Linked DNA regions of Mus musculus: regions 2, 3, 4 and 5 are each linked to region 1. Evidence: chromatin loops called from intact Hi-C (ENCODE). Cell type or tissue: heart. All regions are shown on one strand. Each heading gives the region's core, and the rest is flanking DNA. Links, peaks and the distances in the headings are about the cores only.

Evidence for each region. Peaks named below come from ENCODE experiments on the same cell type or tissue, not always from the same donor. Only the 100,000 strongest peaks of a DNase experiment are listed, where the experiment ranks them.
Region 2: a loop joins it to region 1, with 4 times the contacts of the local background. A loop is called at or near these places in 2 of 42 quality-filtered maps.
Region 3: a loop joins it to region 1, with 4 times the contacts of the local background. A loop is called at or near these places in 6 of 42 quality-filtered maps.
Region 4: a loop joins it to region 1, with 4 times the contacts of the local background. A loop is called at or near these places in 7 of 42 quality-filtered maps.
Region 5: it touches region 1 in a loop (4-fold over the local background); 2 of 42 quality-filtered maps call a loop at or near these places.

Annotation. Positions count from the first base shown.
Region 1 is chr17:86,142,718-86,148,706 of GRCm38, forward strand. Srbd1 (S1 RNA binding domain 1) reads right to left here and starts at 2,458. Exons shown (of 21, transcript NM_030133.3): 1 at 2,404-2,458. In heart, for the core only: no CTCF peak of the experiment used is centred there; DNase peaks (open chromatin) are centred at 2,474 and 3,084; H3K4me3 peaks cover 1,941 bases; H3K27ac peaks cover 1,844 bases.
Region 2 is chr17:87,023,233-87,029,221 of GRCm38, forward strand. It overlaps Pigf (phosphatidylinositol glycan anchor biosynthesis, class F), which reads right to left and starts at 2,169. Exons shown (of 6, transcript NM_008838.1): 1 at 2,066-2,169; 2 at 433-681. The coding sequence starts at 660. Cript (cysteine-rich PDZ-binding protein) reads left to right here and starts at 2,329. Exons shown (of 5, transcript NM_019936.3): 1 at 2,329-2,443; 2 at 4,467-4,532. The coding sequence starts at 2,428. In heart, for the core only: a CTCF peak has its summit at 2,516; a DNase peak (open chromatin) is centred at 2,229; H3K4me3 peaks cover 2,376 bases; H3K27ac peaks cover 1,327 bases.
Region 3 is chr17:87,263,346-87,269,334 of GRCm38, forward strand. It overlaps Mcfd2 (multiple coagulation factor deficiency 2), which reads right to left and starts at 2,602. Exons shown (of 4, transcript NM_139295.3): 1 at 2,490-2,602. In heart, for the core only: a CTCF peak has its summit at 2,718; a DNase peak (open chromatin) is centred at 2,696; H3K4me3 peaks cover 2,250 bases; H3K27ac peaks cover 1,792 bases.
Region 4 is chr17:87,271,835-87,277,823 of GRCm38, forward strand. It overlaps 4833418N02Rik (RIKEN cDNA 4833418N02 gene), which reads right to left. Exons shown (of 5, transcript NR_015506.3): 3 at 5,578-5,748; 4 at 4,612-4,640; 5 at 3,052-3,536. Among named protein-coding and RNA genes, the nearest start is that of 4833418N02Rik, 8.0 kb to the right of the region's middle. In heart, for the core only: no CTCF peak of the experiment used is centred there; no DNase peak of the experiment used is centred there; H3K27me3 peaks cover 519 bases.
Region 5 is chr17:87,279,760-87,285,748 of GRCm38, forward strand. Ttc7 (tetratricopeptide repeat domain 7) reads left to right here and starts at 3,127. Exons shown (of 20, transcript NM_028639.3): 1 at 3,127-3,651. The coding sequence starts at 3,465. 4833418N02Rik (RIKEN cDNA 4833418N02 gene) reads right to left here and starts at 3,055. Exons shown (of 5, transcript NR_015506.3): 1 at 2,415-3,055; 2 at 800-1,003. In heart, for the core only: no CTCF peak of the experiment used is centred there; DNase peaks (open chromatin) are centred at 2,432, 3,092, 4,182 and 4,722; H3K4me3 peaks cover 3,304 bases; H3K27ac peaks cover 2,524 bases; H3K27me3 peaks cover 2,068 bases.

The sequences.
Region 1 (5,989 bases), core at 584-5,583:
ATTAAAGGATGGAGTATTCTGCAAGTATTATTTTATAGTGATCCTGCCAGTCAACAGATTATAAAGATATCTGTTGTACTATTTCTCAAATATAAGAAATTTTCTCTCTTCCACATCTTTTCATAACATTAAAGTGTCTTCACAAAGTTAGGAGTCAATCAAATGCCAATCAACTTAGTGACTTAGGAATAATCTATACTCCTAAAGCAAAGCAGACATCCTCTCGCAATATCAATGATTAGCCACTATGCCACTAAAAATATTTACCATAGTCAAAGGCTCAGCAGTTAAAAAATATAAGACAAATGACAAGAGGAATCACATAATATAACAAAAAAGTAAGTCTACTAAACTGATAACATTTATTACCTAGAGAATGTCAAAACAATAAAAAATGCATTAGACTAGCATGTTCAGAACAAGTCTCTGGACCAGAGGAATATTGTAAACCTTGGCTCTAACACACTTATAAAAGGAGGTAATACTTCACAGAAATACTTAAGCAGTTGTCACAAAGAGGAGCCTGATGTCCCAGTATCTCTGTCCTGTGAGTGCAAAACTGAGGGAGACTGTGTGGAGAAGGAAACAAAAGGCCAGCAGAACAGTCTCTTAGCAGCAGACAGGACAGGACAGGTTATGAGAACAGGAAAATATGACTTCATATGAACAGTTTGCCATTATAAAAATAAAATGTAAAAAAAAAGGGCTGAATAGGAAATGTGGCACACCTTTCTTTAACCCTAGCATTAGGGAGGCAGAGGCAGGAGGATCTCTAAGAGTTCCAGCCAGGTCGGTCTACATAGTAAGATCCTATGTATAGATAATTAAGTAAATAAATAAGAAGTTGGTGTTTGACACAGTGCTAATTCAAACCAGGTCAGGGGAAAACTTGCCTTCACTCTGTAAACGGAAGAGAGACAACTAGCTGCTCCTCTGAAGTGATTTAACCACAGGCCTTCCTTGGGAGCAAACCCATGTTCTAAGAAAGATTTAAACTACAAAAAAGCCAGTTGGAAAGTTCTACAGAAAGCAAAGGCGGGTTGTCTTCAGTGCATTGAACAAGAGTAGAACATGCAACTGTCCCTAGCCATGACTCAAAACCCACAGTGAAAACATTAACATGTTATTAAGTAAGTCCCAAGCATTTGAGATCAAGTCAATTTATCCTTCAGTCTCCATTTTTTTTTAAAGTTAGGAAGGAAGAAAGGACAGACAGACAAACAGAACAAAAAATGAATGAAAAGAAAGGACACGTGGACAAGAAAAGTGAGTGCTAAAATTTTTAGGACCAAGGTTGAGGGATCTGGGGTTGGGTATACTCTGTCACAAAAGGATCTTTCTAGGTGACCTAGCCCACATGTTAAGATGCACCCAACCCACAAAAATACTGGTGCGCACCAATATTTAAAAGGGGGAAACAGCATTTAAACTTCTAGGGTAGTAGTTCTCAACCTTCCTAATGCTGAGTCTCTTTAAAACAATTCCTCACGTTGTGATGACCCCAACCACATAATTATTTTCGCTGCTGCTTCATAACTGTAATTTTGCTACTGCTGTGAATCGTAAATATCTGATATGTAGGGTATCTGATATTCGACCCCAGTGAAAGGATTATTGTTCAACCCACAGTGGAGAGCCACTGTTCTTGGAGAAAAAAAGAGACAACTCTTAAGGCATCTAAATGTTTCCCTGAGGGGATTTTAAAAAAGATGCTTCACATGTCCACAGACCCTCAAGAGATAAAACAAAACAAAGAACAACAAGCCATCTAGCAGGAGGACAGCAGCTAGCCTTCGCTACGAGAGAACCCTGCTGTGTTTTTATGAATGAGAATCTTGAGACTCCATGGGATGGAACGGTTTGCTCCAACGATAGAGGTGTGAGGCAAAGTCCTACAACTGAGAGCCACGGGTACCAAGGCTCGTCCTGCGCCGCCCTGCGCCTCCCTGGGCACAGGAGAACGTCAAGCTGCCACGTGGGAAGGAAGACTGAGGAAAGTTGCTCAGAGTTCTCAGTCATCCTTTCCCTCCATGGCTCGGTCGCCTCCTCTGTGCCCAGGGCACCTCTGAGGAAGGCGCGTGATCCCGGCGCGCCACGACTGACAGCGATTCCTCCCTCAGCTCCGATTCTTCGGGGTGAAAACAAACAAACAAACAAACAAACAAAGTGGCCCTGGCTTTCTCACGCCTGCCATGCGCGCTACCAGCCGGTTCAGAGGACGCGCTATGGTGACAGTGCTGAGAATGTACAGTGTAGACTGTGTGACAGACCGCTGGTGCTAAAAGACAGAAAATCTTCATTTAAAAAAAATTCTTTCCCACACGAGCACTCATAAATACCGCGGCCGAAAAGCGAAAACGGCCGGCCCGGAAGCATTGCCGCTACGGTGGACACAAAGCTCACCTTCGGGCTTGGCGAATCTGGAGAAGAGAGTTCTGCTGAGGAATCTTCCGGTTCCCGCCGGAAGTTTTTCAAACGCCGGAAGTCCCGCCTTACTTTACTGGAGCCACACTACCGGGGCGGGGCGGGGCGGGGTAGGACAGGGGCCAGGGCGAGGCGGGGCTTGAGCCGGTGCGGTCCAGGGGCGGGGGCGGGGCGGGGGCGGGGCGGGGGCGGGGGCGGGGGCGGGGGCGGGGGCGGGGCGGCGAGGAGAGAGACTGCTCCTCTGGTCCACAGGGAATTTGTGTTTGTCGCTACCCTAGGGGAGGGGCAGAGATTTGGCAAATATGCGTCCGCCTCTATATTTCCACTTTTCTGACAGACCTCTCTTGGACTACTTTACACCCTTTTCACCCATCCTTTCATTTTGTGTTTTGGATTGTTTTTTGTTGTTTTGTTTTTTGAAAAAGACTTACTCTGTAGCCCAGCTCAGTCTGAGTTCGCCACGTTGCCCCCGCTGCGTTGTATTTTTAGGCCACAAAACCTAGCTCGTCCCTTTTCTTTTTCTTTCTCCCTCCACCCTACCACGCTGTGAAAGTGTCTGAAGTTTTCCGCCTTGGCTAAGTCCTTATTCATCCCATGGGAACCTTACTTAACGAGAGACATTAGCTAGAGTCATCAGCCTCTTCCTCCAGTCTCAGGCAGTTTGATAGACTGCCAAGCAGATCCATTTGGAAGCCGAGGCCTCTTAGATACTTCCAAGAAGATTTATGCAAATTGCTTTTTGCCTTTGAACCGGGTTTCCCTGGGTCCCATCTCCAACTGTTAAGATACCCAGAACACTGAAAATAATAGTCACTGGGTCATTAACTCGAGAAAATGCAGCTCTCCCGGAGAATCAGAAACCTTGCCCCATCTCATATTCAGAGTCCCGAAAAGTGCAGTGAGCACAATCCTGGTAAACGAGCCTAGGCACAGTTTCCTTTACATGCAGTGCTGGGTTTTCCTTGTTCAGAGCTGATAAAGCACTCATACTTGTCAAGATGATAAACCAGGTTGGACCCCGGGAGCCCGTGTAAAGAGAACCAACTCCCAGAAAGTTGTCTTCTGACCCAAAAATAGCCTCTACCTTTTGATTAAATTAGGCTTAAATAACCCTTGTCCACAAGGAGACAGGTTTTTGTTTACTTTTTGTTTTGTCTCTTTTGGTCACATCAAATGCCTAAGCTGTTGCACAGTCAGCTCATAGTGAATAGAAAATCAAATTGGATACCCCAAACCGCAGAAAACTCCCATGCTGCTTTCTGAGTTTGGAAAAGTCAAATCTTAAACCCGCTGTGATAACCTGAATCCTACCTTCCCCCTTCCCCCAATCATTCCAGTTTTTAAATCTATAAATCATTCTCCAGAAATTCTTTCCATTTACATCTCTAAATCAGTTCCCAGAGGAAATTAAAAATTACTTATCTCTTTCCTTGCTATCATTTTTATCAGCCCCACGAAACTCACAGAAACAACATAAGAATAAGGTTTTAAACTAGAGAAACAAGACTTGTGAGTCTAGATTAGAATTTCATCTATCAAGCAGAACAGATCCTATAATCCCAGCTTGGGGGATAGAGGTACATCCTTATCTAAATAGTGAGTTGGAGGCCAACCTGGGCTATATAAGATTCCCTCTGACATAATTTCACAGATCAGAGCCCACGAATTGGCCAACAAGACAGCTCTGTGAGTCAAAGCGCTTGTCACTAAGTCTGAATGCTAGACTCCACATGGTGGGAAGAGAAAACCAACTTCTTAAAGTTGTCCTCTGACCTACACATATGTCCACCCATACATACACACAAAAAGATCTGTGTTATTCAGGGTTCGCTAGAGGGACAGAACTTATAGAATGCCTCTATATATTAAGGAATTTTATTGTGATGACTTGCAGTCTGTAGTCCAACTAAACCACAATGGGCCACTATGGATGGGAAGTCCAAGAATCTAGTGGTTGCTCAGCACCACACGGCTAGTTGTTTGAGCTCGTCTTCGGTAGAAGTAGATTCCAGCAGCTGTGCTGACAAGTACTCAAGTAGTCAAAGAGGTTTTCCTTCTTCCAATGTCCTTCTACACCTCCAGCAGAAAGTGTAGCCCAGATGACGGTGTGTGCCACCATACCTGGATCTGGAACCTGCTCTGTCCCAGGCTGACCTTGAACTCAGAGCTCTCCTCTGTCCCAGGCTGACCTTGAACTCAGAGCTCTCCTTGTCTTAGTCTCCTAGGATTAAAGACGTGTACTACCTTGCCTGGGCCTAAGCTTTTCATGGCCACTATGCCTCAAGATCTCCATGCCAAGATCCAGGTCAGAAACTTGTGTCTTCCAGCCTCAAGGTCTGGATCACAGGTGTGCCCTCCAATTCTGGGTTGCAGTTCATGTCATGTGTGAAGCTCCTGACACGCAGAAGACAGGGCCTCTTTTAAAACCTACTATTCTTTTAAAAATGTAAGCCAACAACTTTGTCCTTAGTGTCAATCACTTAGAATGATGATTGGTTTTAGATTATCAACCTGACTGAGTTAACCGTCACCCACCGGATGGAAAGGCTTTATCGATCTGTGCCTGTCCCAAGGACACTGACATTTGAACGTATTAGACGAAGGGGGATCTCCATATGATGTGGCTGAGTGTTGTCCAGTTGTTTGAGGGCCTGAACAGAACAAAAAGGTGAAGGGAAGGGGATACTCTGAGCTCTGTAGCTGGAACAGCCCTTTTATCCTGCCCTCAGATGCTGGACTCCGGAGAATCTACCCTTGGAATTCTGGGGCTTAGAACCTCTTGTTCTCCAGTTTCTCAGGTTAAATGCTGGGGCCTTTGTATTTAGAGTGAGCCACGCTTTCAGCTTCCCCAGTTGTCTAGATTGTAGATGGACTGGTGCAGGACAGCCTCCATAATTGTGTGAACCAATGCCTATGATAGATAGGCCCTGCCTGCCTATCTACCTGCCTATGTATCAGTCATATCATAGCTTCTCTGTGTGTCAATCATATCGGCTCTGTTTCTCTGGAGAGACAAGACCACTATAAATCATAATAATGGAAGACTGCTTCAAGTGATATACTGTACAGATTGAAATGAAAGAGCAAGCAAAGGTAGGAGCAGTATTTATAGTCTAGTATTTAAACAAGAAAACTGTTGTGGTTAATATTGCTCTGTGGTTAACATACTACTTAGAACATATAGTTCCCAAATAAAAGACACAAAAACCTTTGTATTTATAATAAACCTTCAAGCATTAGAGCTGGGCAGATCTCAACCCTCTGTGCTATTTTCCCTACTTCCCTGTCAGTGATCCTGAGATATCACTTGGCAGCTTCTGCATGGGCCACTCCTGCTCCAACAGGCCATGCACTCACCATCGATCGCCTACCCCATGGCAACTTCTTTTTTCTCCTCCTCTCCTCTTCCTTTCATGGAACCTTTGCTCTGGCCCCTCTCTTCTGCCCATCCAGGCTGCAGGCATCTTTATTAAATACGCTTAACACAACAAAAGCTGGTATGCATGAAGATTTGCTTGACTCGAAGCAGTCAGATCTTGGGGTACAGAATTTAGCATTTGAATAC
Region 2 (5,989 bases), core at 446-5,445, 880 kb after region 1:
CCACTCTGGCCTAAGTGATAAGCTCCACACCATTAAATGTCCTGGACAGGGCAGGCGGACAGGGTTTCTAAAGATAACACTTCAAGTTGTCCTCCAGCCCCCAAATGCATTTGCCCACCCACATACCTAAAAAAATGTACAAAAGTAAATGAAAATAAACTGCAGTGTCTTGTAAGTTATCTTCCGTGATAAAACCATGCTTATATAGGTCATTCACATTGTGATGCATTGAAGGAGTCATAATTCCACAATGAATGCACAGCAAGAATCTATCAAACACTGTAGGAAGGTAACAGGCTACTGCTCTGGTGGGGGCGGGGGAGACTTGGTTCCCTTTACACTGTAAATCACTCAATAAGGACGAAGCGAAACTTCCTTCTTACACTGTAACCTCCACCCTAAAGCCAGTGAAGCAACAGAAGTGACCCTTACCTTATGTGACAATGAACTTCTTTTAGAGGACACATTCGGTTTCACTACTAAGTACGACAAGAGATTGACAGTGGTCACAGAAGCAGAGCAGATACACAGCCAGGTCAAATGAGCTTCCAATACTGAGAAGTTGTCCACGAAGAAGGACGGAATGAAAATGCTTAGGAAAATTGAAAATACGCACAAAAGATTGGTATACAGAAGTCTCTTGATGTCAGTATCTTTCATGATGTTTTCTTGGGTAGCTATCTAGTAGAAAACAAATTAAGAAAAACATGTAATGATTTTTTTTCCATTGTCCCAAGCACTTCAATACTCTAAATATAAACCATGTATTAATAATTTTCTATGGGCAACATATTTGTTTCAAAACACAGAACAAGCATATGCAGATTTTAATTGTTACTTTAGATTTCTCTAATATGGTATACATTATCTTTCAGAGCCTCAAAAAGAAAATTCCTGTAAAAATTTAAATATTTGTGACTGGTTTCTACAAAGGGGACATGTGCCAGACACCAGCAACTAATTTTACTTTTTTGGCGAAAATCACTGCAGTTCCCAAATGACAGCCAAGTATACACTTAGATATGCAAATGGTGGAGGACCATCTTAAGATGGTCATTATGCTACACTAAGGGCTCACACTGTCTGTACAGATGTTAAATAATGGTAATAGCAGAACGCGAGTGGGAGGAGAAACAATAGTTTCCAGTCTCTAAATACATATATTTGACCTAGAGAACAGTTTCTATGTTATACTGACTAAAGTTAATTAAGAACTTAAAAGTAACACATGTTACAATGTAGTAAAAATCGGGCCCAAAAAGTAACATCCACACCGCAGGGTGAGGAACTAGCAGGAAAGGTAAAAGCGCAAGTCTGGGCATGGTGCTATTAGCCCTCATTTCATTCACACTTATCGTTTTCAAAAGCAAATGATACTGATTAAGAAAACTGGATGAACAAGTTAGCAGATACGGCCAAGGTTACACACGCACAAGCCATTTCAAGCATCGCCTCTTTAAACAAGAAGAAATCCTCCAGGGTCGGGACAAGAACGCATAGCCGTGAAAAGACTTGGGGAAAGTTTCTCAGATTCTCCCTTCCACTGCGGGGTCAGGCAGGAAGCGCGATCAGAAATCCATCCTAGGCCACCGGCAAACACCCATCTAACACGGCGAGCGCGAGCGGTACCCAAACGCAAAGGTGACACCGGCGAGCGAGTCCCCGACCCAGGACACCACACCTGGGAAGCCGCCCTCGGGACTCGCGATCCCGTGAGAACGGGGTCGGAAGGCTTGGCTGCTCCCGAGCCCTCCTCCTGAGCAGCCTTTGCTCAGGTGCGGACCGCAGCTCCACCCCACCCAGGTGGCTCCGTCCCAGCCTCGGACGGCGCAGTGTGGGCAACTGGAGGTCGCCATCATAGAGAGAGCCCGTGCGGCCGACCCGGTGACCTGAGGTCGGAGTCCCCTGAGAGACTGTGATAGACGCCGGCATCTCAGAGGGTCGGTAGCGCAGGGCATCCTCTGGTCCGCCGGAAGCGTGGCGCCCTGGAAGTCACCGCAGCGGTCGGCGGTGCGACCTGCACCCGCCCCGGGCGAGTGTGAGAAGCAACCCGCCACCGGCTTACCTAACTCTCCCGCCCGCCGAAGGGAAGGGGGACACCACCGCCTCCCACCCTCAGGTGCTACAGGCTGGCATGGCCCCTGGCGCAGGCGCAGACCAGAAAGCGAGGGGGCGGGGGGAACTCACAAGCGCACAGCCAATCGTTGACGAGAAGGGGCGGGATAATGAGAGCAGCCCCGCCCATCAGCTCGCGTTTATCCCTCCCGCGACTTTCTAGGTACGGGATAGGCCGGAGCGGGAGGGCTGAGAGTCCGGAAGCGGGCTGACGTAGCCGGAAGAGGAAGTCGTCTCCGCTGGGGCGTTGTTGTGTTTGGGTTGCTGCTCCTGCTTTGCCGGCTGAGGGCACAGGGACACCCCCATGTAAGGATGGTGTGTGAAAAGTGTAAGTTCAGGGGCTGCTTCTGGGGGAGGTGGAGGGCTGAGAAGTTCTCTCGGGATTTCTCTGGTTTTCCCCTGCTGGTCTGTGGCGTAACCGGTGTCTTCCTACCCTGCCCCTCGGCCCTTCTTGCCTGTCCCGTAAGCATAGCCTTCCGCTCTGTGTTGAGAATGGCTTCAGTTCTGCGCCTCTTGTGTTTGTTTCTGTTGTCGTCCTCGCGCCCCTTCTGGGTCTCCTCCGTTACAACTTCTTGATTGGCTCTCGGAGGCTTAAATCGGATCTTCACGATCTTTCTGGTAGCATCAAGAGTTGACAGATGTCACAAGTATAAGTTCCAGGCTCTCGGTTACATCTTAAGATTATAAGCAATGGTTAATTTCCAGTATTATTAATATGTCCCGAATAATGTTTAAATCTTGACTTTCTGCTTTTCCTTACTACAAAACATGCCGCATTTAATACAGATTTTATTTATTTATTTATTTATTTTTGGTTTTTCGAGACAGGGTTTCTCTGTGTAGCCCTGGCTGTCCTGGAACTCACTCTGTAAACCAGGCTGGCCTCGAACTCAGAAATCCGCCTGCCTCTGCCTCCCCAGTGCTGGGATTAAAGGCGTGCACCACCACCGCCCGGCTAGATTTTATTTTAAAAATTACTTCAGTGGCTATCTGAAATTAAGTTAAATTGGATATTTTGAGCCATCCCGTCAATTCATTAATACTCACAGCTTTGGGTCAGGTGAAGGAGAGAGTCTCATCACCACCAAAGAAATCTTTAAGTAGTCACCCCTGGCTTTTAGAAAGGTCTTTTTAACCCTTTTAGTTACCATTCAGTAATTCCAATGAAACCCTTAAGATTTGTTGTAAATATTTAATTTTTTTTTTTTTGGTAGCTGCAAAAGCTGATGATTCGTTTAAAAACAACTTTCTTCTCTTGATCTCTTTCATGGGCTAGACAGCCTTCTCTGACAAGATTCAACCCACATCTCAGTTACTGGCGGATATACAGGACCCATTTTGTTCATAGCCCCTCAGTATGTAGAACTCTGGACACAGACACCCCTCCAGAGCTGTGCCATTCTTAAACGGTTTTTTATTCTTTTCGAAAGTGGGATAAATGGTTAATTAAATGTGGCTTAAATGTATTTAGATTGTGAAGCCGTCCTTTGTGCTGTGCCCTGAAAGGTCATTTCCTCTGCTCTTCTGAGAAATCTAAGGTCTTATTATCTGTAGCCTCTCAGTCTGTCTGCTCATTGCATGCACCCCGTAAGTAAACTGAGGTACTTGCATACAGAAGCTGTAATGTCAGCAGCCGCCTCAGTTCAGTCTTCCCTTGTATCACACATTATTCGAGAAAGTTACTTTTCTCCAATTTTTTAGAGTTACCTCTTAGAACTTGGCACGTACGTGTTCTCCAGTTGTGCATTTACTGAGTTCCAGGGAGTTTGGTTTCAGTGTGCTTTCTTTTCCTTGTTCTGTTAGGTGTTTGAGGACTGTTTGGCCTCAGCTGGCACATCCATACCACTGAGCATCCAGTGCTCTTCTCCACCCTGAACAGTGCCCTACTTAAACAGTACTAAGTAACTGTCCATTTGGAGCATATAAATACAATATATTTATCATTTTAAATTGCTTTGTTTTCATCAGAACCTTGCATGGTGCTTTGTACAGACTAGGTGATTAGAGAATGTGAGAGAGAGGAATGAATAAGTTTGTCAGAACTGCTTAAAGTATAATCAGTTAAAGCCTGTTACTAGAGCATCGTTTTGTCCTGTAAGTTTTATTTAGAACCAGTATCTGTTGCCCACTGTTACTATCTTAAGTTTTCATTCATTGGTTTCTACCCTGGCATTAGTAGGTTCCTCCTATAATCTGACTTCATATCGTTATGTACTTTAGGCGATACAATATATTTATCATTTTAAATTATTATTGTAAAGTTAGCAAAGAAATGGGTTTTGTTATTTTATTTCCACACAGTTTGCTTATTAGATGACAGCTGTTCTCTTTTGCTGTCTTGGCGACCACAGGTGAAAAGAAACTCGGCAGAGTTATCACTCCAGACACATGGAAAGATGGTGCCCGGAACACCACAGGTACTGTTTGCTGTTAGGAGACAGGAGCTGGGTCAAGCGCTGTGGCCCTGCTCTGGTGCGTCACATTTTGCACAGTGCAGTGTTAGATGCTGATTACCTTGCCCAGTAAACACCGAGGGCTCGGTTCTCCTGGGAGTGCACATCTTTCTTCATCATCTGAGTTACATGTACGGATTCCTCATATAGTCAAGAAGTAGTAAAATTATTATTTCAATGTATGTCTATTTGATTCAGATTGGTAAAGTCTGTGTTTACATTTCCTTCCCACATCTAAGTTTTACATTCTCAAACAAATTTAGACTGCCTTACTTTTTTTTTTTATTAAACGCATACAGCAAAGCCCAGTGCAGTGATGCATGCCTTTAATCCCAGTACTTGAGAGGCAGAGGCAAGCGGATTTCTGAGTTCGAGGCCAGCCTGGTCTATCTACAAAGTGAGTTCCAGGACAGCCAGGGCTATACAGAGAAGCCCTGTCTCGAAAAACAAAAACAAAACAAAACAAACAAACAAACAAAAAAAAACCAAAGTAGACAGATGTTACACATACAAAAAGAGTGTAGGCATTGTCAAAGCACTACTTTAAGACTGAACAATAAAGCAATTATACAGTGTTCATTAAAAACTGGGCTATTATATGAAGATTTTTAAAAATTACAATAAGGGTCTGTGATGGTTTGTATATTCTTGTACCAGGGAGGTGTGGCCTGGTTGGAGTAGGTGTGTCACTGTGGATGTGGCCTTAAGATCCTCACCCTAGTTGCCTGGAAGTCAGTCTTCCACTAGCAGCCTTTGGATGAAGAGGTAGGACTCTAAGCTCTGCCTGCACCAATACCTCCCTGGAAACTGCCATGCTCCCACCTTGATGATAATGGACTGAACCTCTGAACCTGTAAGCCAGCGCCAATTAAATGTTTGTTTTTTTTTTGTTTTGTTTTTTTGGTTTTTTTTTTGTAAGACTTGCCTTGGTCATGGTGTCTGTTCACAGCAGTAAAACCCTAACTAAGACAGAAGTTGGTACCAGGAGTGGGGTATTGCTGTGATAGGCCTGACCATGCTTTTATTTGAAAGAATGTGGATTTTTGGACTTTGGATTTGGAACTCAGTGGAATGCTTTAAATGGGGCTTAGTGGGTCATCCTAGTAGGAATCTGGAAGACTTTGTTGCTGGGAGTAACTGTGTTGACCTGGCCCAAGAGATTTCAAAGGAGAAGAATTTCAGTATGTGGCATAAAGACTGTTTTTGTGGTATTTTGGTGAAGAATGTGGCTACTTTTTGCCCTTGTCTGAAAAGTCTGCCTGAGGCTAAGGTGAAGAGACTCAGATTAATTGCATTGACAAAGGAAGTTCCAAAAAAGCCCAGCAGAGACTTTGTTCTCTGGTTAAGTCTCATAAAGAGAAGTTTGAACAAGCATAGCAAGCTTAGAAAGGAAAAATATAAAATATATGGTTCGAGTATTA
Region 3 (5,989 bases), core at 588-5,587, 1.1 Mb after region 1:
TCCTCGAAGAACATGGTTGGCTCCAGCTGGGATGTGTACCTGTGGCATGTTTTAAACTGATGTAATAGCAGACCTTGACCCAAGTGGTTAATAAGCACAGGAACTTTGAGTTCAGGTTAGCCTCTCTTCAGTATAAAAGCCAAGAACCTCTGAGCTTGCGTCGTCGGCAAGTTCCCAACATGAAAGCTCAAGAAATACCAGCTCCAGGAAGTCAGAAGGAATCCCACAAAGCACGGGGACGACAAGAGGCAGGGCCTGCCACTTGCCAGATTCAACTGTTCCCAGTCAAAAAGGACACATTGCATCATCCACACTCCAGTTACTTAGTTCAAGGCCATGGGCACAAGGCCTGGAAAGATAAGCCCCAAGGGTTCCCTGGCTCACTCACCTTCAGGAAACGGCAAAGGCCAAGCTAGAGAAAAACCCAACTAAGGGAGAGGCTGACAACTGACTTCCCTTTTCTAAAGACCCCCATGTACAGAGACTCTTCTTGATGGGCCTGGAGTCTTAGAAACTTGACTATCTTATGTTGACTACTTATATATTCTTGACTGAAAGGCTGTTGCTCATCCTTTGGAGAAGGTCATCTTCAACAGAATGAGCAACTCTGGGAGAGACACACACAGCAACGAAAGAGGAAAAGGATATTGCTAAGCTCAGCAGACCACCACCACTAACCCTGTCGGTATGATCAGTGGGGTATGATCGGCGGCGGCAAGCAGATCGTCTGGAAACCAGAGAGGGCTGTAGAAAACAATCAGGGCCTTAGCATGAGTCTGACAGGGCAATGCTGACCTGCCTCAGAGCCTTGACTCCAACAGGGCTCCTCTCACTGCTCCGGACGCCTCTGTTGCCACTGTGTCTGGTCATTCCTCCTAGGCCCGGTTCAGATGAGACGTAAAGACTCTTGTGGTTAACACCCCTTGCTTCCTTGTCTGTTTCTTCCTTCCTATCTTTCCTTCTCCTCTTTCCAAAGGTCAGGATCTGTGTTCTCTCATTTGTGAACTGAACAACGCTGAGCTGGCGTGGGACGTGGTCAGAATGGGGTGAGAAGAAACACAGTACTTAAGTCTCTATCTCAGAGGCCCTGGCCTAAGGCTGAGCTCTCCCTTTGCAGCACTCCTGCCCACCCTTCCTTCCCACTGGGCCATTATTCCTATCAGGGAGTGGGCTTTCCTCCTAGCAGCTGTTGGCAGCCTTCAGAGGCTCTTAGTTGGGAATTTACATTCAAAGCAATCACATTTGACAACACCCCAGACATCCTGTTACACGGAGCCAAGGCCAACTGACTAGTGCTTCCTAGTTGTAGTCATCTCCATGCTCTTGAAGTCCAAGTAACCAGCAAGTTTCTGGGTTACAGAAAGCCCCCACATGGGCTGAGGTTGAAAACTTGTCCTGAATAGGCTGGTGTTTAATAGTCTGGTCCATTTGTTCACTGGGGGATTCCAAAGGAATGCCATGCTACCCTTATAACTAACATTTAACTAAGAGCCTAGTTACATAGGGAGAGCAGAGCTGTGAAGGCTGTGAGAACAGTCAGACGCCTCTCGACAGCAAAACACAGGTCACTAAAGAGGCACTCCAGGGGTATCACACACACCCCCATCCACAGAAAGCATGAGAAGAAATATTTCAACCCAAAGCAAAGCACGCCCCTCCATATGGCAGTGAACACCTAAACATGACTTAAGTCCAATCCAGAATATTCAGATGAGGAGGGGCAGGTCTTGAGTAAAGTACAAAGACAGTGAGTGAGTCACAACAGGCATTGCAGGAAGGAAAGAAGAGCTTGGAAGGGCAATGAGAATCCACAGAAGGACCTGGGAATGGGGCAGGGTGGCTGAGCGTGTCTCTACCTCCCCTGTACTGGACACGTTGAGGAGGGTCAATCAATATTAAAGGAGCAGAAAAGAGAGCTGATTGCTAAGGCAAGGTGTCTGGAAAAGTGAGAGTTTTGAATAGGTTCAATGTATTTGATGAGTGTAGGTAAGAGTGACGCCCAGGCCTCTGGTTTGGGCATATGTGTGGATGGAGGTGCCATGTCCCAGAAAGGGAAAACGAGACAAACGAGCATCCCTTGTCTACCTAACCTCCTAGGCTCAAACTAGCCAACCCTGTCGAGACAACAGGACCTGTGGGTCTGCCCCGAGGAAGGTGGGGGAGCCAGAGGCAGATGGAGTAACGCCTGAGACCCGCGTGCTTCCAGGCCAGCCAGGGTCCGTGTCCAGCCCACACAGCTGGCCCTACAGCCTAGTACTGAGACTCCCAGCAATGGGGTGAGCGCAAACAACAGCGCGGTGCTCAGCCGGGCAGACACGTCTGGCCCCCGAAACCCTCTCGGAAGACAGGCTGCCTCCGTGGGCCACAGGTCCCGCTGCGCCCTGAAGGTCCGCATCCTCCACCCCGCCACCCGGGCCTCCCATTCTCGAGCCCCAGGCCGACCGACCTCTGCCCCGAGGGTCAGGCCTCCGGCCCGTGGGTTCGCTCACCCCGATAATCCCCGACGCAGTCGCGAAGCACTCCAACGTGAACCTTGCCAGCTGCCGTCCCTGGGACGCTTTTCTCCGCACGCCGGTCCCGCCCCTCGCCCAGCCGCGCACGCGCACAGCCTCCCGCCCGCCCACCAACGCTGCCGGCCCCGCCCCCTGTGCGACCCGATCCAGTGGATCCACGTGTCCCCTGTGGCTGGCGCGGCCAGACCCGCCTCCCGAGGGCGACACCCTACTGCTAGGGCCCTGGGGAGGCCAAGAGGCGAGCTGGTTGCTAGGCAAACCTGAGGCTCCGGAACGTGGCTCACCGTGGGTTGTGGGCTGCAGGATCCGGAGGAGGCGGACTCCGAAGCTGGCCAGCCTCACCTTCTCTATACTTTGACGGATATCCTTGCTTCCACTACAAACTGAGAGAGTAAAACCCCTAACTCCTGTCCCAGTGAGGCAGCCGGTACTTCTCGGGGATCCTGCGTTTCCAAGACTGACCTGCTTCCATTTTCTTTTTGCTCCATTCCCTGAGCCGCAGCCTCAAGATCCAGCTAGTAAAGTTCCTGAAATCGTCTGGTTTTGTTGTTTTCTTTGAGAGAAGACAATATATTTAAAAAAAAAAAAAAAAAAAAGGATCCTGCCCTTTGATATTAACAAAATTGTCTTTCAGTGAATGTGTATAGATACAGATAGATATATGAGCTTAGGACTGTACATTTTAAAATTCCTTCTCTCCTTTGTATCTTTGAAGATACATAATCGTATTTTTTTTAGATGCACCTACATCAAAGATGGAGAGAGATTATATCAAAGCCCACCCCCACCCCCTCTTCCTTGTAGCCTTGAAAATTGCCCAACAGCACCGTTTTTGTCTCTTTGTCCCACTTTCCAAGATTAAGATTTCAACATTATCCATAGGGAGAGAAAGCCTCTTTCAAGAGTCCCTAAGATATTGCATCTCATTCCATCTCATTCTGAAGGTTAGATTAATTTGGTCCAGTTCATTCTGGGTACCCTGTAGTTGACTGCATTGTACCTACGATCCTTTGTCCTGGGAGCTACAAATGCAGGCAGTTTATGAAGCTCAGTAAGTAGAGACTGGACCGAGGGTAGCCTGGAGCATTCTTCACCTCACACCTCCTAGACTTTTTGTTTTGTTGCTGATTTGGTGTTTTGATTTTTCGAGACAGGATCTCTCAGTGTAGCCCTGGCTGTTCTGGAACTTGCTCTGTAGACCGGGCTGCCCGCAGACTCAGATCCATCTGCTTCTGTCTCCCAAGTGCTGGGATTAAAGGTGTGTGCCACCACTGCCCTGCTCAGACTTTTTTCTAATAAGCACTTGCCACCAAGCCAGATACTCCACCTTCTCTGTGGATGCTAGCTTTTGTCATCTTTCTCTTTCTACTGGATCATTCTTACCTGCATAGATGCTTGCCCTCTGGTTCTTTCCTACAATGCTATTGAAATGGCCATCTCCATGCAAACCAGGTCTCTTCTGACTTGCTTATTCCTCGAAGTCAAACATGGCTCCCATTGTCTCCTTTGTTTGAATGCTGTGGAGGTGGGTTTGAGTTCTGCTATGCTCAAGCTATGCTCAGTGTGACACACAGTCTCCTGCTGCCTGCTGATCAAGATGCAGAACTCTCAGCTCCTTCTCCAGCACCATGTCTGCCTAGATGCTGCCATGCTTCCCACCTTGATGATAATGGACTGAACCTCTGAAACTGGAAGCCAGCCCCAGTTAAATGTTGTCCTTTGCAAGAGTTGCTGTGGTTATGGCATCTCTTCACAGCGATTAAAAACCCTAAGGCACAGCCACACTTTGAAGCATTTTTTTTTTCTTTCCTGACAACTATGCTTGTTGTTCTCCGGTCTGTCCTCCTGGCATCGCATCCTCTGCTCAACGTACGAAAAGAGGGCGCCATGGTGCTGAGTACTCTCATCTAGTGATTTCATCTAGTCCTGTGCTTGAAAGGCCAGTTGCATGCAAACAACTCCCTAAAGGTTTTGTATGTGCATATGTAATATGTTTGCATGTGTCCACGTGTGTGAGAGCATTTGCTTATGTATGGATGCTATAAATCTATACTGAATGTCTTCTTCTGACCCTCTTCTGCCAGGGTCTCTCGAACCTGGCATTTGTCAGTTTGGCAAGGCTAGCTGCCCAGCCATGAGCTCCATGAATCTTCCTGTCTCCGAGACCCCCTCTTCCATCACTGAGATGACAGACACTTTCGACCATGCCAGGCTTTTATGTGGGTGCCAGCGGCCCAAGGTCAGGTCTTCTGATTGTATGGCAGTACTTTCCCAAGTGAGCCATCTTTCCTGTAATTCTTGGTACCTCTAAATAACGGCCTCCTTGTCAGCTCCATTTGATGGCTAACTGGAATCTTAAGCTTAAGGACCCCTTGTAAAACTTGACCCTTCCCCTCAAACCCATGCCAGTCTTGTCTATGGTAGCCATATCACTGATATCCACTTGGTTATTTGAGTTGAAATTCTTGGAGGTCTTCATGATTCTGTTACCTTTGTATACCTTTGAGCAAATCTCCTTGTGCTATCAAAATATAAAACTTTAAAACACATTTTACACCTCTAGTTTCTCGTGGTTCTACTGCTAGGAGCCGCCATGGAGCCACGAAGGGTGTCTCAGAGATGGCCCACATGATCTGTCTGCTTCCATCCATTTTTGCCCAAGCTTGGTCTATGGCAGAGACACTACCTCTGTGACTTTTGAGGTTGCTGTTCTGCAACGTGTGACAAATCCAATTAGAGGTTAAGGAACTGACAGTGGGACTGGAAATTTGGTGACCCTCTTTTAACAGTCGTGAAACAGCCCAAGTGGCTGTCTGTCACTTGCTGGACCTTGAACACAGTCCACACGCCAGACAGTTGTATTCTAAGAGAACTATCTAGAACGTTGGTGAGTATTGACCTTTCTTAGGAACTTTCTGCAGAGTCCTTCAAAGGAATGGCAGATCAGGTTAGAAACTGTTGGCTTTGAAAGCACAGATTAGAGAGGATCTTGGTCTACAGTCTGTGAACTGAACTGGCCAGGAGGCTCCCCGGAGCCGAAGCCTTGCTGTGGGATTGAAATGACCGATTTCTTTTGTGTGCTTAAGTTCCAACGAGCACAAGTGGAGACAGAAAGAAAGAAACTTCATTATGAGAAGACTGAGGCCCCAAGTAGACAGCAAATAGGTAGCACGACTTTCTGCAGACATGATTTTTGAATTGCCAGAAAGTGATGTATTGTCTGTGGAGAGGACTCCACCGCAGGGAGAGAGGGATGAGAATAACCTCAATTTATAACTCTCAGTGTTGCTGTGAGTGTTCAAACTGTCAGTGGACGATTGGTGGACAGGAGGAGGAATGCAGTTTGCAGTTGTTACAGATAGCGCTGCTTTAAGCATGTATCTTGTTGCACATCTGCTCACAGTTGGAGAAATGAAATATTTAATACAAAGCAATTTAAGGACTCTGTAGGCGAGCTATTTCAGCATGATTACTTA
Region 4 (5,989 bases), core at 356-5,355, 1.1 Mb after region 1:
CGGCGGGGAACCTCAGAAAGACTGGCCCAGTGCTGCAGAGCTGCTGGACCAGCATTCTCAAGCCATCCAAAGGTTAAACAAGATGTCTGTGTACCTGTGTGAACTGAATTTACCAATCTCAGTGGTTGGGAGTTCAAACCACAATTTACATAGAGAGCATGTGATCATTTTACATAGAGAGCATGTGATCATTTTACATAGAGAGCATGTGATTATTTTACATAGAGAGCATGTGATCATTTTACATAGAGAGCATGTGATCATTTTAAAAAGGGAAGAATGGTATTTATAAACATTCACAAATGTGATGGGCTGCTAAGTTGAAAGATCTGATGGAGATGCCAAGATAGGATAGTCAGAAGTATCATAGAAAGGGATAAAGCAGACGAAAAAGATGCAGATTTTCCAACAAAGGTTTCCAAATCTGGGCATCCCTTCTTTGGTCCTCTTCTCAGGAAGTCTCTCCTCAGAGAGAAGAAATAACAAGTCAATGAGGGGAGGTCGTGGAGGATGTTTTGTAAGAAAAATTTCTTTGGAAAAATTCTTTAAAGCTACCTGGTTCTGTATTCTAGGAAGAAAGGCTTGAAGAATTTATAGGATGGTCGCTGATACTGGACACATATGCTAGCCTGGTCCCGAGAAACATGAGAGGTCATGAAAGAGAAGGGAGAGAGGAGGGTCTGGAATCGTGCTCTCTGAGAGCAGCTCAAGTGAGACAAGAATCGTAGGGACCAAGCAGACTCATAAGTGGCTGTAGGGTGCTCAGCCCTAAATGGGACACCTGCTCAGGGGGCACTGCTCAGGGACACCTACTCAGGGACACCTGCTCAGGGAACATCTGCTCAGGGACACCTGCTCAGGGGACATCTGCTCGGGGGACATCTGCTCGGGGACACCTGCTCGGGGGACACCTGCTCAGGGACACCTGCTCAGGGGACATCTGCTCAGGGGACATCTGCTCAGGGGACATCTGCTCAGAGGCATCTGCTCAGGGGGCACTGCTCAGGCACATCTGCTCAGGGAACATCTGCTCTAGGAAGTTATTGGAAGAAGGGGTGGTTAGGATGTAAGAGCCAGAGGATGGAGAGAGCTCTGTGAAATGTTCTCTTCCAGCGATGATATGGCCATTGCCCAAATGACTGGATTACTGGGTGCCCTGCACATGATCCAGCCAACAAGATCAGTTAGCATCTAACAGAACACTAACTGGATTCACTGAATTACAGAAATATCAAGAGAAATAAAGATCTGATTGGGGAAATGGAAAGGTAGAGAGGAGCTCTTTGTGGGAAAGATGGAGAGGTAAATAATAGGAAGGATGTCTGAAAAATAGGGACTCGTAATATTTTTTAAAAATTCTAAAATGCATGTAATTCTGTGTCTACACATAGAATTTTCACTTAAACTATAGTTATATATCATGCTGCATGCATGCATGTGTGTGTGTGTGTGTGTGTGTGTGTGTGTGTGTGTGTGTGTGTGTGCAGTGTAATTTAAATTTCTTATCTGGGGTCACAACGCTCCCTCCAGGCATGAGAAGATGTCTTCTGATAGCTTGTTGCCCAGGGTTGTCCAAGAGACTTCTAAAATATACAGCCTGTTGCTATGGCTCTTGGTGGGCCCCTTAGGTAGGAGGTAAGCCCACAGTGCTGAAGATACCATGTACTTCAGACACATGACCCAGAGTTCCTTGAGCTGGAGCTGACCCGAATGTTGTCTTCCTGATGACTGGGTCTCACGGTCTCAGAAGGTACCATGCAAGCTTCTGAAAGAGGGAAGCAGCCAACAGTTCTTTCTGCACGGTGCCATCACCCTAAGAGTGCAGTAGTGGCACACATACCTTGGTGGTAACCAACAACTCTAACAGGGCTTAAGACCTGTTCAACAAGCAGTAAACTGCCTGATAATGGAAGCCTAGCCAACTTCTCAAGGCTAGTGCAGCCATGGGCATTGGAAGAGAACCTACAATTACTATTTCTTTACTAAACCAGCACAATCCCTAACGACCTTCTAAACGTCTGTCCTTATACTCACGGGTAAGGTTAAATAAACGTCTCTTTGTAGCAGACAAGAGACCATTCCAGGAAACCACAACAAATCAAAGTCCAGAGTTGTGGAGCACCATCCCAGTAGATCCCTCTACACAACACTCCCACACCTAAGGCTCAGTGAACACTGTGGAAGAGGAAAGAGAAGAGTTAAGAACCAAAGGACCGGGGAGTTTGCTGTGGGACGGTGTCTCCTCGTGAGTTCAGAAATACACCAATAAAGTCTCCCCACCATGACTGCCTAAAGAGGAGCTGAAGAGGAACAATAGACATGCTAATGTGAACAGGATAAAGACCACATGGTCTCAAACCTACAGAACACTCAGCAGGCAACCAAGAAACGCGGATGTTTGGGAGACTCTCCAGAGACAAGCACACTAATTGACTATCCAATACCAGATGGTCAGCCCAACATATCTATGAGTAACATTATTCAGACTGAGCAGGTTATATTTAAAATATATATATGTATACGCACACACACGCATGTACACACACACACACACACACACACACACACGTAACTTTTCTAAGCCTTGAATATGAATGAGAGCAAGAAGGGGTATTTGAGAGGATCTGGAGAGAGGAAAGGAGGGAAGGGGGAAATGATGAAATTATATTATAACCTCAAAAATGAAAGAAAGAGGAAACTAGGAGGGGGAATGGGGGTTAGAGGTGGACTTGATCAAGACAGGTCGTTGACAGTTATGAAGTCTTCAGAGGAGACTGATGAGATACCTCAGCAGCGAAGAGTGGCCCCCATCAGAGGGCTCAAGTTCAACTCTCAGCCCCCAAGTCATGCAGCTCTCAAAGGCCTGCGACCCCTGTTCTAGGGAACTCAACACGCTGACTTCCTTGGTCCCAGATTCATGTGCAGGCACACTAACACCCACACACATGGTAATAATAAATAAAAATGACAATAAAAGGAATGCACCTCTGCTGATCAAGTCTGTAATAGTCACCTCGGGCTTTTGAATTCTAAAGATAATAAATATATGTTGTTGTTTTAAATTTATTACATCAGCCACAAGAAATGAATACAACTAGGTTTATCTTACACTAGTAATGCAAAGATACTTCATCACATTAATAAACTTAAACCAGAAGTCATGTGACCCTCTAAAAATTCAACATATTTATAAAATTGAATTTCAATCATAATTTTTGAAAAATGGGATAATTTTTTTTTCAATTTTATAGAGCTATTAGAAACCAATGTCATAATTACCATAAATGCAATGGTTATTTCTAAGAGGCAGAGGTTGTTTGGGAAGGGATATACTGGAGGCTCCTGGGATGCTGGTAAAAACCTGTTTCTTTACCCTGGTGGGAGCTTAATAAGTCTGTGTATAACGATTGTCTTTCATGCACTTTGCTTTAATTGTGATGTTTCTTCACAGCACAAAGCAGGATGTTCTCAGCGCTGGAAACGGAATGCAGAACTCTGTGAATGCAAAGTCTCCACTGTAAAGTCGCAGCTCCGGCCTGTGGATGTTTTTTGAAGACAGGATTTTGCTATACAGCTTTTGAATTCAAGCGACATTGAGCTCATGACCCTCTTACTAGAGTCTCCCAACTGCTGTAATTACAGACCTGTGTCATCATGGTTAGTTCAAAAAGTATTTGTGAAAGGAGGGAAACGGGGATTTCGAAAGCAGAAGCAGGAAAGCTGGCTTTATGGGGTACAACTGCTGTCACCAGAAAAGCCAGACACTCAAAGCTGACTCAAGACTCCCGGTGACTAACACCAGCTAAGGAAGGCTGTAAAAGGTTCTGAGCACTCTAGCTGACCTCTCTCTCTCTCTCTCTCTCTCTCTCTCTCTCTCCTTTCCTCCCTCCCTCCCTCCCTCTCTCCTTCTCGCTCCCTCCTTCCTTCCCCCTCCTTCCCTCCCTCTTTCCCTCTCTCCTTCTATCCCTCTCCCTCCCTCAGTCCTTTCCCTTCCTCTCTCCCTCTCTCCCTCCCTCCCTCCCTCCCTCTCCAGAGGATATGGAGACAGTCAGGTCCCTGTTCTGGGAAGGAGTAACTGGCATCAGTCTTATAAGAGAAGCTACTAGAGAAACAAGACTCACGGAGACAAGGAACAGGAGGGATGGGATTGGTGGGACATCACCCTCCACCCTCTCCCTGCCTGCTTAAGGGAGGTTTGGTGTCTCAGTCATAAAGTGAGAGGGCAGGGTAAAGGACACTCCAGAGCTCGGTCTCCCAGGCTTGGGAGCACTTCTGGCACTTTTAGATTCTAAAATTAACTTAACAAATAATTACTGAGAGTCCGTTCCACACAGCACCAGATGATTTTGAAGCTTGCCTGTGTCGGACTTTAGACTCAGTCTAAAGATTACACGCCGTTCTCCTGACAGCTCACAAAGGTTCGCCATCCACCCAGACGTGGTTGGTGTTTTAATGCTAATTTCTTGAGTATGTTGTTCAGTACTAAGAGTTAAGACACGAGCTAGCTTGAGCCAGAAGTGCTGTGAGCCTAAACTATGGCAGTAGTAGAAGGTGGCAGACAGGCTGTGTGACAACATGAGATAAGGAAGGCAGGGTCGGCAAGGTGCTTACCTAAACAACCATGGAGCTTTGGGTTCAATCTGCAACAATGAGTGGAAAAAGGAAATATTAGGAAGAAACCTGCCATGTGTGAACACACTGATGACATCCTGCCATGTGTGAACACACTGATGACAACCTGCCATGTGTGCCACACTGATGACATCCTGCCATGTGTACCACACTGATGACATCCTGCCATGTGTGCCACACTGATGACATCCTGCCATGTGTGCCACACTGATGACAACCTGCCATGTGTGAACACACACTGATGACAACCTGCCATGTGTGCCACACTGATGACAACCTGCCATGTGTGCCACACTGATGACATCCTGCCATGTGTGATCACACTGATGACAACCTGCCATGTGTGCCACACTGATGACAACCTGCCATGTGTGATCACACTGATGACAACCTGCCATGTGTGCCACACTGATGACAACCTGCCATGTGTGCCACACTGATGACAACCTGCCATGTGTGCCACACTGATGACAACCTGCCATGTGTGCCACACTGATGACAACCTGCCATGTGTGCCACACTGATGACAACCTGCCATGTGTGCCACACTAATGACAACCTGCCATGTGTGCCACACTGATGACATCCTGCCATGTGTGAACACACTGATGACAACCTGCCATGTGTGATCACACTGATGACAACCTGCCCTGCATGCCACACCACACTCTGATGGCCTGAGTAGCTTCAATAGCTGATCTCTTTGTGGCCAAGCTACATTTCACATCCATGTTGGAAAGTTTTGGGGTGACAGAATGTGAGAAGAGGTCACACAAGGTAGATCCCTGTCAGCATTCTAGGTTGTGCAGGAACTCCCATCCAGGCAGGAAGGAACGAAGAGTCTATGTAGAAAGTCAGGAGAGAAAGCAGTCAGATTCATGGCTTCATTTCTAGATGGCTGGGAGCACTTGGTACCCTCTGGCCTCACTGTTCATGCCACCATACCTGCTGGTTCATCGACTTAGGAGGCAAGGAGGTGAGCTGGAGTCACATAGACACCATGTGTCATGGAGTCACATAGACCTGTCTTCAGCTTGCCATGAAAGTCATCGTTCGTGGAGGTCCACAGAGGGCCAGAGGAGTCCTCGCTTCAACTGTTACGTTACTTTTCCAACACTGGGACAAAATACACCACAGGAATGACTTTATAGGAAGAGACTCTAGTTTTTTACTCAAGGTTTCAAGGTCCCATCATAGCTGGGACAGGTAGAGACTGGTCATCTTGGAGTAGGGCAACCTTCAGCCGTCCACAGGCTGACAAGACAGGAAGCAGAGGGCAGCCAGAACTAATGGCCAGGTATACTCTTCAAATCAATCCCATTATTGGTCCACTTCCACCTGCCATGCCCCATCTCCT
Region 5 (5,989 bases), core at 990-5,989, 1.1 Mb after region 1:
CATCCTTAAAGATTAAAAGACATTATTTCAAGTTACTGGTTGACATAAATGCAATATTGTCAGTGAGAGTCTCACTCTCCGCTGGCTCCCAGCGCCAACTCAGATGCCATTGTGAGGTCCCAGAGCTTCTCATTGCTTTTCCTGGTGTCTCTTTAGATTAAACAAACAAACAAACAAACACCAAAAACAATGAACAACAACAACAACCCTCAACAGTTCTATTTGTCTTCTCTAGAGGAGATCAATACTATATGGTGTCTGTGTCTTGGACTCACTGGGGTATCCTTCTCCTTTTCCCAAATGCCCAACCAAGAATCCAAGGCCACAATGTACCCTGGGACTCTCTTCTTCTTCAATATGTGGATGACCTTTTCTTGACTCCTACAAAGGAGAACTGTAAGACTGAGTCACCCCTCCGCTTACTTCTCTAGCTCAGAGAGGACCTAAGAGTGCCGTGCACAGGTTAATTTGTAAGGAAAGGCAAGATTTATTCCATATAGAGATAAACTTTTAATTGTAGAAAACCAGGCACCCCCAAAGGGGCTTAGACAAATTAGAGAAAAGACAGTTGCAAGGGTTTCCGATTCTTACTGACAACTGCAGCTAGTGTGATCCCACCTTTTCTGAAAGTTCTGTGTTGTTAATTTGACCTAATCAAGCCCCTAGTAACCTTTCCCCAGTGGATCCAAGGCTTTCGGGGAGTTAGAATTAGCACTTCAATACTGTGTGCTTCTGGGCCTACCTAAGTATCATAAACCTTTCAAGATCCAAGTATGAGAGAGATCTCATGAGCCCTTACCTTAATAAATATCAATATCCTGTTACAGTCTTTCCCACAGTCCAGGGGCTTTCACTTGTCTAGGGACAGCCACTAACAATGCAGTCAAAGCAGCCTTCAGGGCGGCTTCCACTCCTCATGTCTTTTGTTGCTCACTTGAAAGATGCACACTTCTGCTCATTGTGGAGGTGCACGCCGTTTGTATCAGCACTCAGGATGCTTGGTCTACACGGTGAGTTCCAGGCCAGACAGAGCAACATAGTGAGACCTGTCTCAAACAAAATACCAACCTGCCCCCCAACCCCCCATACTTCCTCCATGAACTTCATTGTCTTTCTTAGAAACACTAATAAGACTGTTGGGGTCAAAGCTGTTCCTCTTCATGTGGAGCAGTAAAATCATTGGGAGACCACCACGATGTTGGCTAGCAGCTTTGGTAAGCTGGCATCAGAGTGGTCTTGACTAAAGTTAATCCTGAATTTGTCTGTGAGATACAAGATTATGTAAATTAAATAAATAAATAACATTACTTTTCTTTAAAAAAAAAAAAAAAGGATCTTGCTATGTATCCCAGGCTGGCCTTGAATTCTTTTTAATCCCCCTGCCTTTAGTTTCCAAATACTATGACAGCAGGCGTGCACCACCACATGCAACAAACCCCACTTGCTACTTGCCTTTTATCTCACCAGATGTTATTAATGCAGTCACAGCTCTGTGACTTTTTCGTTTGTTCTTTTTCCTATAGGTTTCCACTCTCTCTTCCTAATGCTGGTCATTAGAAGATGAGGATCTTGGCTCTGCTAGCAAAGAGCTGAGACGCGGTCAGGCGCCTGGAGGAACACTTGCTTTGTATCTGAGGCACGAACTCTGTGCCCTCCCGTGCCCACACTCAAACTGATGATAGAGTCAAACAGACAAGAGCTAATGCTCTCTGCAGCCAGTCCTCCAGTATTTGCAACCGTGGTTGACAAAAGAATGGGAAGAAAAGATGGGGTTTCTTTGTTTCTATCAGTCTACCCTTCCCCTTTCTGTCAATCCTGCTGTTCCCTCTGGCCCCAGGGGTATCTCCCACTAACACTCTGACTAGGTAAATTGAAAACGCATTCTCAGGATACCCAAGTCAGTCTTTCACTCTTTCTGCCTTCCCCAACCCTCTCCCCACCCCATCCCCCTGCCCCACCGCCTCCGTGAAACCTAGTTCTGCAGAACCTCAGGTTCTGCACACAGGGGCAGGGAATCTTGCCTTCCAGGGAGGAAGGGGGCTTCATTTCGATCACACGGAGGAGCTGAAGTTTTGATAGGGACCGGCCCTGGTAATGGGCGTCAGGAGCCTGTGCTCTGATAGACCCGAAAACCTTAGTTCTGTACTGAAACTTGAAGCTGTAAATTTCCCGGCAGCAAGGGGCAGGGAGTGGAAGGACCTCCCGGAGAAGTAGAAAGCGGTCAGTTTCGAACTACTGAAAAGCTTGCCTGAAATCATTCTCGAACGTTTTCGGAATGGACCTCACAACAAGTGACTTAAGTACAGGCCCTGGGGATTTTTTTTTCAGTGTTGGCTGTGGTTTTAGCTACATCCTCAATTCCCAGGCAGGATTGACAGCTCCAGTTTCACCGAGGGTGGGGTCACGATACTTGCCTTCTAGCCAGGGTAGTCCTGGCTCCGCCCTCCAAGCCCCGCCCAGAGTCCTTTGAACTTCTGGGCACCGCTGGCCTTAGAGCGGAGCAGAGCGGAGTCGGGCGCTCCCTGGAGTTCTGATCAGCCTTTAGACACCAAAATAAAGTAGCAGCAAGTGGAAAATCAGCTGAGATCCTCTTTTAGAACCCAGAGTAGGCATTCCGATGGAAAGAGGAGTCCGGCAGTTAAAACAAACATAAACCCTCTCCGAGTTGGGGACATCCGAAGAGCTTAGGGACTTGCCCCGGCCGGTCTATCCGCAGCCCTGCGGGCGGGCGCGTTGCATCCGACCCGGATCCGCCAAGAGCCCGGGACCAGGACTGTCCTGTCGGCCGCTCCTCGGATTTGTGACGTGCCTCAGGCTGTGGCGGTGACGGGGCCACCACACAAAGCCGGGCGGTCCGGGCGGAGGACCCCAGGCCAAGAGTCCTGACGGGATGGGGAGGGAACGGGGAGCGAGGCGCCCCCGGGCTCCCGGGCTCCCCGCAGCATTAAAGTGAGCACCCAGTCAGCGGCGGGGAGCCGGCGGAGGGCGGCCCGAGATCGCCGTGTGCGCGCTTGGCTTCTGTGGCCTCGCTGGCGGTCGGCTCGCCTAGCCCGGCGGGGGATAGCCACGCCCACTTTGGGGTGGAGCCGCGGCCCGGGGAGGTTCCGCTGTTGGAGACGCCCGGGCACGGGGCGGGAGCTGTGGCAGCAGCTGCTGCACAGGAGGAGACAGCAGCGTCAGGAGCTGCTGCAGCAGCGGCGGAGGCTGCTTCTGGACGCCTTGGGGTCGCGCAGCCGCAGCCCCAGTCCAGAGGCTCCAGGCGGTGCGGTGGGCGCTGCCGCCGCCGCTGCTGCTGCTGCTGCTGCGGGCCCCTTGCCGTTACCCGGGCCCCCTCTGCCACCCGGGCCCCGGATGCCGTCTGCACTCCCGTCAAGCCTGCTGGAGAGTGCTCCCCAGCCTGGACGCCGCCCCCGGCCTGGTCTCCACTCCTCCGCCGCACCTCCCATGACAGCTCCTGCTCGAAGATGGCTGCGAAGGGCGCGCACGGCACCCACCTGAAGGTGGAGAGCGAGGTGGAGCGCTGCCGCGCCGAGGGCCAGTGGGACCGCATGTTCGAGCTGGCCCGGCATCTGCAGATGCTGGGCATTTCCGGCGGCGGCAGTAGCAACCGGCGAAACAGCCCGAGCGGCAGGTTCACCACTCTGGACACCGGTGAGTGAGGGAAGGGCAGATTCGCCCGGAGCGAGCGCGCGAAAAGCACCGCCTCGTCCAGGAAGCGCGACTCAACCGACCCGTCCCGGAGCCGGCGCTGGGTGCTACCCTCCGGCTTGCCGAGGCAGTTAGGAAAGTCGTCTGTCCCAAGAGAAAAATCGCTTTGCAGATTGGGTGTTTGAAGAGAAGAGAGAGAAAGAGAAAAGTTTGTGCTCTCTGCCTTTTAAGGTCACGTGGGTAACCCTACCCTGAAATGGAGGTTTCTGTAGGTATCAGAGAAGTGCATTCATTAGACCGGACCGTTGCCTCCCTAAACTGTCGAAACTCCCTCATGTTAAATTTGTTCCTCTGTGTCTTCTCTTATTTTCCCCTCAAATAAAGTTGAGACCAAGCTCTGTCCACAGCAGACTTAGACCGATGCGTTTGGTCAGAGAAGAGGCCGGCGAACCTCAGTTTCTTCGCCAGTGGCGGACACTGGCCCCATCCAGTCCTGGCAGCCTGTGGCTTTTGCAGCAGGGCTGGTTTAGTTGGGCTGGGCTCTTGTGCTGGGGCGGGAAAGCACCCTGATGGGGTAGAGGGAGAACCCCGCCCAGTCTTCAGACCCAGATCCTGTTTCGGGTGTCTTGCTCTCTGCGGTGGGAGAGGTTCAGAGCCCGCCGCGTGTGCACACCCACCTTTTCCGAAGTGGGCAGAGAATAAGTCCGACTATAAAGAGTTTTCCAAAACCACCCAGCCCGGGACACCTCTGTGGGAGCGATGGGGTGATTATAACCCTGATCCAATATAGTGCTTACTGTGTGCCACACCAACCTCGGGACTTTAGCCGTCACTCCTCCCAGCGACTCCTGTTTCCTGGATTTGCTGTATTTATAGGTAAATAGCTTCATCAATCAGCCAGTAAGTTGTGAAATCTGAACCCAGGATTCTGAGTACACCTTTTCGTTTGTCCTGTGTTCTCTCAAAGATGAGTACCCTTGCAGAGCAACTAGAGTGGATAGGAGGCAGGATGGTAGACAGTTATGGCTTAGATTGTAGAGCTCAGAGGAAAGGCAGCAGGCTTCAGAGTTGCAGCGGACCCTACAATAGAAGGGCAAGGTATTTCCCAGCATCCTGCATGCAGGAATCCCAGGAGGTCTGAGCATGGCAGGGGGAAGTGGTCAGTTTCTCCCTGTTCCAGGAAATGTATGGGAATCCTCTGGGCTGGTGCACGCGGGACACACTCAGGTGTTGGTACCTGGTACCTTGTGTGGGAATATGAGTGAGGTTGGTCCCACAGAGCAAGGTGCTGGGCCCCAGACAGGAAGCAGAGCCTCCTTTCGTCCCGTGGGCCTGCTTTTCCTACACTCTTCTTCAGAGCCCTCCCAGGAAGGCTCATCAGTATCCCAGGAGAACAAAGTTTAGGGAGCCAAAAAGGTGAGGAAGGATTCCAAGATGGACTTTAAAGTCAGAGTGCAGTCCTGCTGGACATAGTATCACGTGTCTGCAGTTCTGTCACACAGGAGCCAAAGGCAGAGGGCGGTTTTGAGTTTGAGGCCAGTCTGGGCTGTGTATGTATTGTAATTTTTTGACAACACAACTGACCAGTAAAAACAGATGGCCTCCCCTGCTCAGCTCTGTGGGTGATTTTTCTCTCATTGTTAAATTTAGATACACAATCCCAACCTACACAACATACACATATGTGCACATTCCCGCGCGCACACACACACACAAGAGGAAGGAAAGCAAATACTGCCCAGAGCATGCAAGCGCATTTTTGGACGGACAGAGATTTCTCTTTCTTTGAATTCTGTAGTTACTCAGAGAATAGGAACTTCTTTCCGGGGGAAAAATAATATTGGTGCTCACCCCCCTAACTGCAGCCTAAGAAGGAGAATCTTGATTTTTGTGTGTGTGTGTGTATGTGATGGCGCACACAACCTCTCAGCACTGGAAAGAGGGCAGTGACAGAAGGATCTCTATGAGTTCCAGGCCAGCCTGGGCTCCATAGTGAGTTCCAGGTCAGATAGGGCTACGTAGTACACAGTAAAACCCTGACCCCCCCCCCTAAAAAAAAATTTATCTTTACCTTTTTAAATTTTTGTGTATTTTAATTCTGCACGTGGCTGTGTGGACATGAGTGAATGTGCCCACGGAGGCAGGAAGAAGGTGTTTGATCCTTGGGTTCCCTACAACCACTGAGCCACCTTTCTAGCCTAGATTATTAGGACCTCACCTGCCCTGTCAGACTTTTGCAGTAGGTGACCCGATGGAGACCTAATGAGGAGAAGGACACAAGGTACTAAGGGGGTTGGGGGTGGCCAAACACAGATGTCCACATTTCACGGAGGTCCTGAGG